2 separate regions of the Homo sapiens genome follow, and region 2 is linked to region 1. Evidence: read pairs that join two places in POLR2A ChIA-PET (ENCODE). Cell type or tissue: B cell. All regions are shown on one strand. Links, peaks and the distances in the headings refer to the core of each region. The heading gives the core; the rest is flanking DNA.

Region 1 (4,395 bases), core at 241-4,240:
GGGATTTCAAGCCAATTTCTAACTTTGACAACTCACCTGGGTCTCCTGAGCTTAGGGTCATTGGATGTCACCCTATCCCTGCAAGAGCAAAGCCCAGGGAAGCCCCAGAGCATGAGTCACATGGGGTGGCCTCAGTGGGCCTGCCTGTGTCCCTACACAAGACAATCATCCTGCCTGTCTGGGTAGGGCATGCATTGTGAGGTCCAATTTACAGGAATGGGAGGAAATTAGAGAAGTGGCTCTTCCTCAGTTTTGTAAAGACTCTAAATGAGCCAACCTCTCACTTCCACCTACCAGACCTGTGACTCAGGAGTGGCCTCATGGTTGGGTTGGAAGAAGGGTTCACTGCATACACAGGGTCTCCTCATAGCCCCTTCAGGGTCCCCTACATTTTCTTCCCTCTGCCACCTCTGGTCACCACTGACTGGAATATGCTTGGGTGGTCAGGTGGAAATGGAGAGAAGACTTCCTCCTTCTCTGTGCCCCATCCCTAATAGAATAGTATATTAATCACCAAAGGGGACTGTGTTAGTCCACTCTCGTGTTGCTGTAAAGAAATACCTGACACTGGGTAATTTATAAAGAAAAGAGGTTTAATTGGCTCACGGTTCTGCAGGCTACACAAGTATGGTGCCCGCATCTGCTCAGCTTCTTGGTAGGTCTCAGATAGCTTTTACTTATGGAGGAAGGCAAAGGGGGAGTCGGCACATCACATGGCAAAAGCAGGAGCAAAAGAGAGAAGGGCAGGGAGGTGCCGCATACTTTTAAACAATTGGATCCCACTAGAACTTACTTACTATCATGAAGACAACACTAAGCCATGAGGGATCTACCCCCAGGACCTAAATACCTCCCACCAGGCCCCACCTTCAACACTGGGGGTTAAATTTCATCATGTGATTTTGAGGACAGATATCCAAACTAGATCAGGAACACAGAAGTGGTCAATCATTAGATATTCACCATCCCCTGAGGACCACATCGCAGTGGAAAAGAAGAAACTCCTGGAAGAGTCAATGGCTCGGGTACACTTACAGCCTGGACAGTTAATAACAAAATATCAGGTTAATGTATCCCACGACTGGAACAACTAAGATCCATTCACCCCCAGGGTTCCAGGAAGCAATGGCAGACACTCAAAGAAGCTTGGAGCTTGCTGAGGGCTCAGTGTTGGGCACTCGTGTTAGTCCATTCTCACACTGCTATAAAGACACTACCCGACACTGGTTAATTTATAAAGGAAAGAGGCTTAATTGACTCACATTTCCGCATGGCTGGGAGGCATCAGGAAACTTACAATCAGGGTGGAAGGTGAAGGGGAAGCAAGGACCTTCTTCACGTGGCTGCAGGAGAGAGAAAAACGTGTGAAGGAGGAACTGTGAAACATTTATAAAACCTTCAGATCTCATGAGAACTCACTCACTGTCATGAGAACAGCATGAAGGAACTGCCCCCATGATCCAATCATCTCCCACCAGGTACCTCCCTCAATACAGGGGATTATGGAGATTACAATTCAAGATGAGATTTGGGTGGGGACACAGACAAACCATATCAGCACTGGAAAGAAATTCTGGGTGGAGGAAGATATGGGATGGGGCTCAGGACTTCATGTGCCAAGTAGTGTAAGCCCTATCACCAAGTCATACTACCAACCCCTGCTTGTGAAGTGGGAGGAGGTTTGCAGCTTCAAGTATTGCAGAGTCCAAGCCTGGCTGACATTCTGATGCCAGGCTTGACTCATCCAGACCCTTCGATTCTTTCCAAATGTCTTTCATGGGCCTTTCCCTGCTCAGAAAATTTTATGAGTCTCTGATTTTTGAAAGCAAAACAAATGCGACCTCCCCAGCTAGGCCAATGCTGAAAGCTGTCCTGGCTTTCCAGTATGGAGCCTCCCCAGCCCTTTTCCCACTCCTGCCCTCGGTAAGCCATCTGGGACAGTGAGTCACAAGCCTCCAAACCCCCCAACTCATTTTCCTCTAGTCCTTGCTCCTTCTTCAAGTCCATGTCTGGGTCCTCTTCCTTCTTGAAGCCTCACCATCCACCTGGTCTCTGTGAATCTTTACTTTCCCTGAGCTCTGTTGTAGGAAGGAAGTGTTGCAGCCTAGTTTTGACCCATGGATTAAAAGGGCATGAAGGCCAGGACCATTTTTGTTTTGTTCGCCAATGTATAATATCCATCATCTAGGATAGTAGCTGGCACATAGGAGGTGCTCAATAAACATTTGCTGAGTTAACGAATCCCATTTTTTTTGTTTGTCTTGTTTCATGTATGCAATTTAGTTGCTCAATTAGACTACAAGCTTTTCAAAGCCTGACCCTGTTTCTATAACTTGTGAAGTTCTTGTCCATGGATTAAGGTCATCATCATAGCCCATGATAGTAGTCATTATGTAGGATTAGGTAATATTGAGCATCTCTGCTAATGCTTTTCTGGAAAGCAATTTGACAGTACAAACCAAGAGCCTTAAAATTGTCCACACCCCTTGATCTGGGAACAGCACTTCTATGAATCCATCCTAAGGAAATGAACTGAGATGCCATCAATATTAATAAAACAAGAGTGGCTGCAATTTACTAAGCTCTTACTTGTGCCAAACATTCTGCCGCTGGCCACTTTACATATCTTCTTTCACCTGATCCTCCAAGTTACCTCACCAGGCAAGCATTATAATCTCCATTCTACAAATGAGAAAACTGAGGCTCAGAAAAGAAACTTGACTAAGGTCACATTCTTGGTAAATGACAGAGTCAGAATTTGATCTGGGAATATAAGACTTCAAAGCCCACGCAATGCATTCTTCTTATAATGGTGAAAACTATGAACAACCTAACTGCCAAACAAGAGGAAAATGAATTAATTATAATATATCCACAACATGGAATGTTATTGGCCATGAAAATAGTGGTTTTGGTTGGATGTGGAGCCTCATGCCTGTAATCCCAGTATTTTGGGAGGCTGAGTCAGGAGGATCACTTGAGCCCAGGAGTTCAAGACCAGCCTGGGCAACATAGCAAGACCCTGTCTTTACAAATAATTTTAAAAATTAGCTGGAGGTGGTGGCATGTATCTATTGTCTCAGATACTCAGGAGTTTGAGGCAGGAGGATCACCTGAGCCCAGGAGGTTGAGGCTGCAGTGAGTGGTGATCATGTCACCACACTCCAGCCTCGGTGACAGACTGAGAACCTGTCTCAAAATAATAATAATAATGCTTTTGGAAGACTGCTCAATGACATAGGAAATATTTAGGTAAAAAGTTAGGTAGAAGTAATAAGATACTGTGGTAGGTTTAATAGTGGCACCTAAAAGATCTGTCGACAAATCCTGGAAACCTGTGAATGTGACCTTATTTGGAAAAAGGGTCTTTGCAGATGTATGTAATTAAATCAAGGATCTTGAGATAAGACATCCTAGATTACACAGGCAGGTCCTAAAACAAAAACAAATGTCCCTCTAAGAGACCGAAAGAGGGAAAGACAGAAGTGTAGAAGGCGACGTGGAGATGGAACAAAGATTGGAGCGATGTGGCTATAAGTCAAGGAATGCTAGCAACCACAAGAAGCCAGAAGAGGCAAGAAATAGATTCTCCCCTAGATCCTTTGGAGGGAGCATGTCCATGCCAACACCTTGCTTTCAGACTTCTCGTCTCCAGAACTCTGAAAGAATAAATTTCTATTGCTTTAAGTTACCCAGTTTGTGGTTATCTGTCACATAGTCTCAGTTAACAAGCCCAGATTTGTAGATGCCTTAGTCTTGTCATTGTAGTCCAGACCCATTGCAATATGACTCTGACCTACAGCTCAAGTAGATAAGCTTTCTGGGGAACCTGCCTCAGAAATGCTGTCCTTTCTCCTCAGGCCTGTGTCCCTCGAGTTCTCCATCCAGCCAAGGAGATACATAGGCACTTACCTATTTATCTGATACAAAAACCTGTACTTAATACCACCATTGGGATTTGGTTCAGTCAACACTGACTGCGTACCAAGCACTGGGCTGGGCACTGGGGACACCGTGCAGATGTACTTCCACTGGGTAGTGCTTTCAAGTTTGCAAGTCACATCCGTATGCATTTCTCTATTGGACGTTCAAACTGCCTTATTAGGTAAGTAAGACAAAAGAATCTTAAATCTATTTTGCAGATGGGTAAACTGAGGCTCCAGAGATCGTAAGTGCTTTGTTCAAAGTCATGCAGCAGGGCCAGAGCTTAATCCACATTTCTTGCATATTCTTTCCATGGTACTAAGCTCCCTCTAAGCCCAGTGATTTTGAAGTCCAGGGAGGGAAAGTACAAGTAGGTAGGCTCTTAGAAGAGGTAGGAATTGAGCAGTTGTTTTGTAAAATGAGTTGCAATAGGTCAGAAATTAACAAAGTGGATTAAATCTGACCCACCTC
Region 2 (4,395 bases), core at 96-4,095, 190 kb before region 1:
GACACCTATTGTAACATTTCATTTGTATGTGAATGTCTTGAGATGTCAAGAATAGTAAAAATCAGCCAGGTGCCATGGCTCATGCCTGTTATCCCAGCAGTTTGGGAGGCTGAGGCAGGTGGATCACTTGAGGTCAGGAGTTCGAGATGAGACAAGCCTGGCCAACAGGGTGAAACCCTGTCTCTACTAAATATACAAAAAAATTAGTTGGACGTGGTGGCAGGTGCCCGTAATCCCAGCTACTTGGGAGGCTGAGGCAGAATTGCTGGAACCCAGGAGGCAGAGGTTGCAGTGAGCTGAGATCGCACCACTACACCTCCCGCCTGGGAGACAGAGCAAGACTCCGTCTCAAAAGAAAAAAAAATAGTAAAAATCCATAAACACATAAAGAAGATTAACGGTTCCCCTGGTGTCAGGGTGTGGGGTAAATGCAGTGACAGAAATGGCTGTGGGGTTTCTTTTGGGTGTGATGAAAATGTTCTAAAATCAGATAATGGTAATGGTTTCAGAACTCTGTAGATACAGTAAAAACCACTGAATTGTACACCCTAAAATGGTGAATTTTATGGTATGCGAATTATATCCCAACAAAGCTGTTTTTAAAAAATTGGGCCAGGAATTAAAGACCAGCCTGGGCAACATAGTGAGACTTCCTTTCTACAAAATTAAAAAAAAAAATTGGCCAGGCATGGTGGTATATGGCTGTAGCCCCAGTTACTTGGGAGGCTGAGGTGGGAGAATCGCTTGAGCCCAAGGGGTCAAGGCTGTAGTGAGCCATGTTTGCACCACTGCACTCCAGCCTCGGTGACAGAGTGAGATCCTGTCTCAAAAAAATGACTATAACCTAAATGTCCAACAATAGGGGCTTATTGAGAAAACTGTGATACAACTGGTAGACAACTCTGCAGTGATTTTCAATGATGCAAAATGTTGGTATGAAAATGTTTTAAGGTTATCGAGTAGTTAAAAAAGGAGTAATAGAACAATGAGAACACATGGACACAGGAAGGGGAACATCACACTCTGGGGACTGTTGTGGGGTGGGGGGAGGGGGGAGGGATAGCATTAGGAGATATACCTAACGCTAAAGGACGAGTTAATGGGTGCAGCACACCAGCATGGCACATGTATACATATGTAACTAACCTGCACATTGTGCACATGTACCCTAAAACTTAAAGTATAATAATAATAAAAAGACAAAAATAAATAAATGAAAAAATTATAGCAAATCTTTACTTTTTTAAAAAAAAAAAAAGGAGTAATAGACTCAAAATAGAGTATTGGATTCCATTCTGTTAGGTGTGTGTGCGTGCGTGTGTGTGTGTGTGTGTGTGTGTGTGTGTCTGCATAAGAAAATGGAAAGATCACCAAAATGTTACAGGTCCCAGCTGGGCATCAGGGATACATTTTATCCTCTCTGCAGGGGAGGTGGTGGGGAAGCCATCTGAATTTTCTAATATTTCCACATAGTAAACATCTATTAGTTGTGAAATTTCTAAAAAGAGTGATTAAGAGATCATCCTTGCCCCTCCAAGGGTTCACAATCTAGCAAGGAAGATGAATACAAAAATTGCAGAGGGAGGCCAAGAGACCGGGAGAGAGTGGAGTTCAGTTTTACTGAAGGGCACCAGGGAGCTCTCCTGGGAGGGATGGAGTCTGAAATTATGGCTGAGGCTGGCCGTGGTGCCTCACACCTGTAATCCCAGGACTTTGGGAGGTCGAGGCGGGCAGATCACCCGAGCCCAGGAGTTCAAGACCAGTCTGGGCAATATGGCGAAACCCCGTCTCTACCAAAGAAATACAAAAATTAGCCAGGTGTGGTGGCACACGCCTGTAGTCCCAGCTGCTAGGGAGGCTGAGGTAGGAGGATCACTTGAACCTGGGAGGTCAAGGCTGCATCAAGCTATGATCACACCACTGCACTTTAGCCTGGGTGACAGAGAGAGACTCTGTCTCAAAAAAAAAAAAAAAAAAAAAAAAGTATGGCTGGAAGAAGCATTTGGGGGCACCACCAGAAAACTGAGCCTACAACCCTCAATTTCCAAGAGACAAATGGGAAGGGGCAAATGGCATTTCTCATCAACTGCTTCCAGAGATTTTGTGTCCTGTGTGGCCCAGTCCTCACCTCATGTGATTGAATAATTCTGGATAGAGATTGTGCCTTCCGTACCCCTACAACCATTGGTGGGAGATCGAGTACATTTATCAAAAACCTATGACCAGGCAGTCATCAAACTCGCCTGGCAGCATTTGAATGGGGTCTGGACCAGAGTCCCCTGGGGCAGCCACTGGGTGGAGGGTGCAAGTGTGGATTCAGAGAGGCAGGACACGGACCCTCAGTCCCCTGCGGCTTCCCACGTCCACCCCTTTTTCTTTCTGGTTAAATCCTGTTTCAGCTCAAACTGGGGAGATGCCTAGTGGGGTGTGAGCAGAAGTCAGAGACTGTGAAATAAAACAAGAAAGATCAACAGGAAGCAGGCAGCTAAATCATGAGGAGAACGACGTCGAGAGGGCGTGGGCTGGGTTTGGTCTTATTTTTAGTGGTCATGGTGGTGACAGTGGTGGGGAATTGAGGCCAGAAGCAGGAAGCTGGGTTTCCCAGCCTCAGCTTTTGATGGTTTCCGGGTCCCCGTGGGCCAGTGAAGAAGCAGCCCACCCCTGTGATAAACCAGTTTGTTAAGTTGCCTTTGTCTTTGAGAGATTTTTATACGTTTTTTGTGAAACCGCTGCTGCTGCGAGGGGCCCCTCAAATCACGAATAAAGCAGAGGCTATTAACCAGGGTGTGAACACTGCCCTGCGCATGCTCTGTGAGTGAGCCCCACACACGCACAGGGTGGGCACTCACAACACGGGGAAGGGAGCTTTTGACAGGATCCAAAGGGCCCCACAATTTATCCCAAATTAAGAATCACTAATAAGGCCGGGTGCGGTGGCTCACGCCTGTAATCCCAGCACTTTGGGAGGCTGAGGTGGAGAATCACTTGAGCCAGGAGTTTGAGACCAGCCTGGGCAACATAGCAAGAACCCCATCTCTATAAAAAACACAAAAAATTAGCTAGTCATGTTGGTGCACGCCTGTAGTCCCAGCTACTTGGGAGGCTGAGGTGGGAGAATCGTCTGTGCCTCAGAGGTCAAGGCTGTAGTGAGCCAAGATCGTGCCACTGCACTCCAGCCTGGGTGCTTCCTGGTTAATAGATTCCGTGTCTGGTAGTGATCCATTTCCTGGCTAATAGATGGCCATCTTTTCGCTCTGTCCTCACATGGTGGAAGGGGCAAGGACTCTCTCTCTGGCCTCTTTTATAAGGGTCGTAATCCCACCATGAGGCTTATGCCCTAATGACCCACATCACCTCCCAAAGGCCTCACCTCCTAATACTATCACATTGGGGATTAGGCTTCAACACAAAAATTGGGGGCAGGAGCACACACATTTAAACCACATCAGGTTGTCAAAAATAAAGTTTGAATCTCAGCACTGCGACTGATTTGCTGTGGGATTTTAGGCAAGTGACTTAATGTCTCTGAGCCTTAGTTTCCTCATCTGAAAGTGCATCTAAATGAGATATGGCACCTGAAAGCATCTAAGGGATATTTGCTGTATCTGAGTCTCTCTGGAGAGGGTGGGTGGAAAGGCATTCTGGGGCAAGCAAGGCCAGCGTGCAAATTAGCACCCTGACTGGCAGAAGGCATAGGGGACAGAAGAAGCTCGTGATGCAGCAGGAGTTGGGTCAGCTGGGGGCTTGCCAATTGTCCAAAGGCCCTGCCACAAAGAACCACTTCTTTTTCCTCTGTTTGAGCCCCCTCCCCTCCTCCTCCCTAATACTTCCGCCGTAACCTGTCTGCACACCCCACCAGGCATCTTGTTTTTACCTGGTTGGCCTTTCCAGCTACTGCGTATTTCATTTTGTGTCCTGACTCCTCCAGAATCCTGGGAGTGCCTCAAGGCTAGTGAAATGGCCAGGAAGGAAAAACAGCAGAGAGGAGTCAAACAGACCATGCTGCAAGCCTAACGCGACTGAGTCGTGAGACCTTGGGCAGCTTAATTCCTCTGAGACTGAGTTTTTTCATCTGCAAAGAAGGAATCATTAACAGTACCTTTCTCATAGGGTGGTGTTTTAAAGATTAAAGGAGGTATTGCATGTAGAGACATAGATGGAAGGAAGTAAGCTCTCAGCGAGTCTTACTTGTTAGTTTTCTTCTTACCCCCACCATGTGGAATGCAGCACTGAGCAGGGCCTCAGCTTCCCAAACTCAGCCAGGTGTCATTGCAGTCCTTCCCACAGACTTGTTTTTCTGGCAGACACTTACATGACTGGCTTATTGCAAATACATGCACTATACTCCAAAATGCCCTTTTAGATGACTGATCCCAAACCCGGTGGCATGTCAGA

Evidence for each region. ChIA-PET counts read pairs that join two places held together with the same protein. Peaks named below come from ENCODE experiments on the same cell type or tissue, not always from the same donor. Only the 100,000 strongest peaks of a DNase experiment are listed, where the experiment ranks them.
Region 2: POLR2A ChIA-PET joins it to region 1 with 7 read pairs; 2 of 35 experiments call an interaction of 5 or more read pairs at or near these places.

What each region holds. Positions count from the first base shown.
Region 1 is chr10:110,348,296-110,352,690 of GRCh38, forward strand. No RefSeq gene overlaps it. Among named protein-coding and RNA genes, the nearest start is that of SMNDC1, 46 kb to the left of the region's middle. In B cell, for the core only: no CTCF peak of the experiment used is centred there; no DNase peak of the experiment used is centred there.
Region 2 is chr10:110,154,538-110,158,932 of GRCh38, forward strand. No RefSeq gene overlaps it. Among named protein-coding and RNA genes, the nearest start is that of MXI1, 51 kb to the right of the region's middle. In B cell, for the core only: no CTCF peak of the experiment used is centred there; a DNase peak (open chromatin) is centred at 2,534; H3K4me3 peaks cover 1,030 bases; H3K27ac peaks cover 739 bases; H3K27me3 peaks cover 957 bases.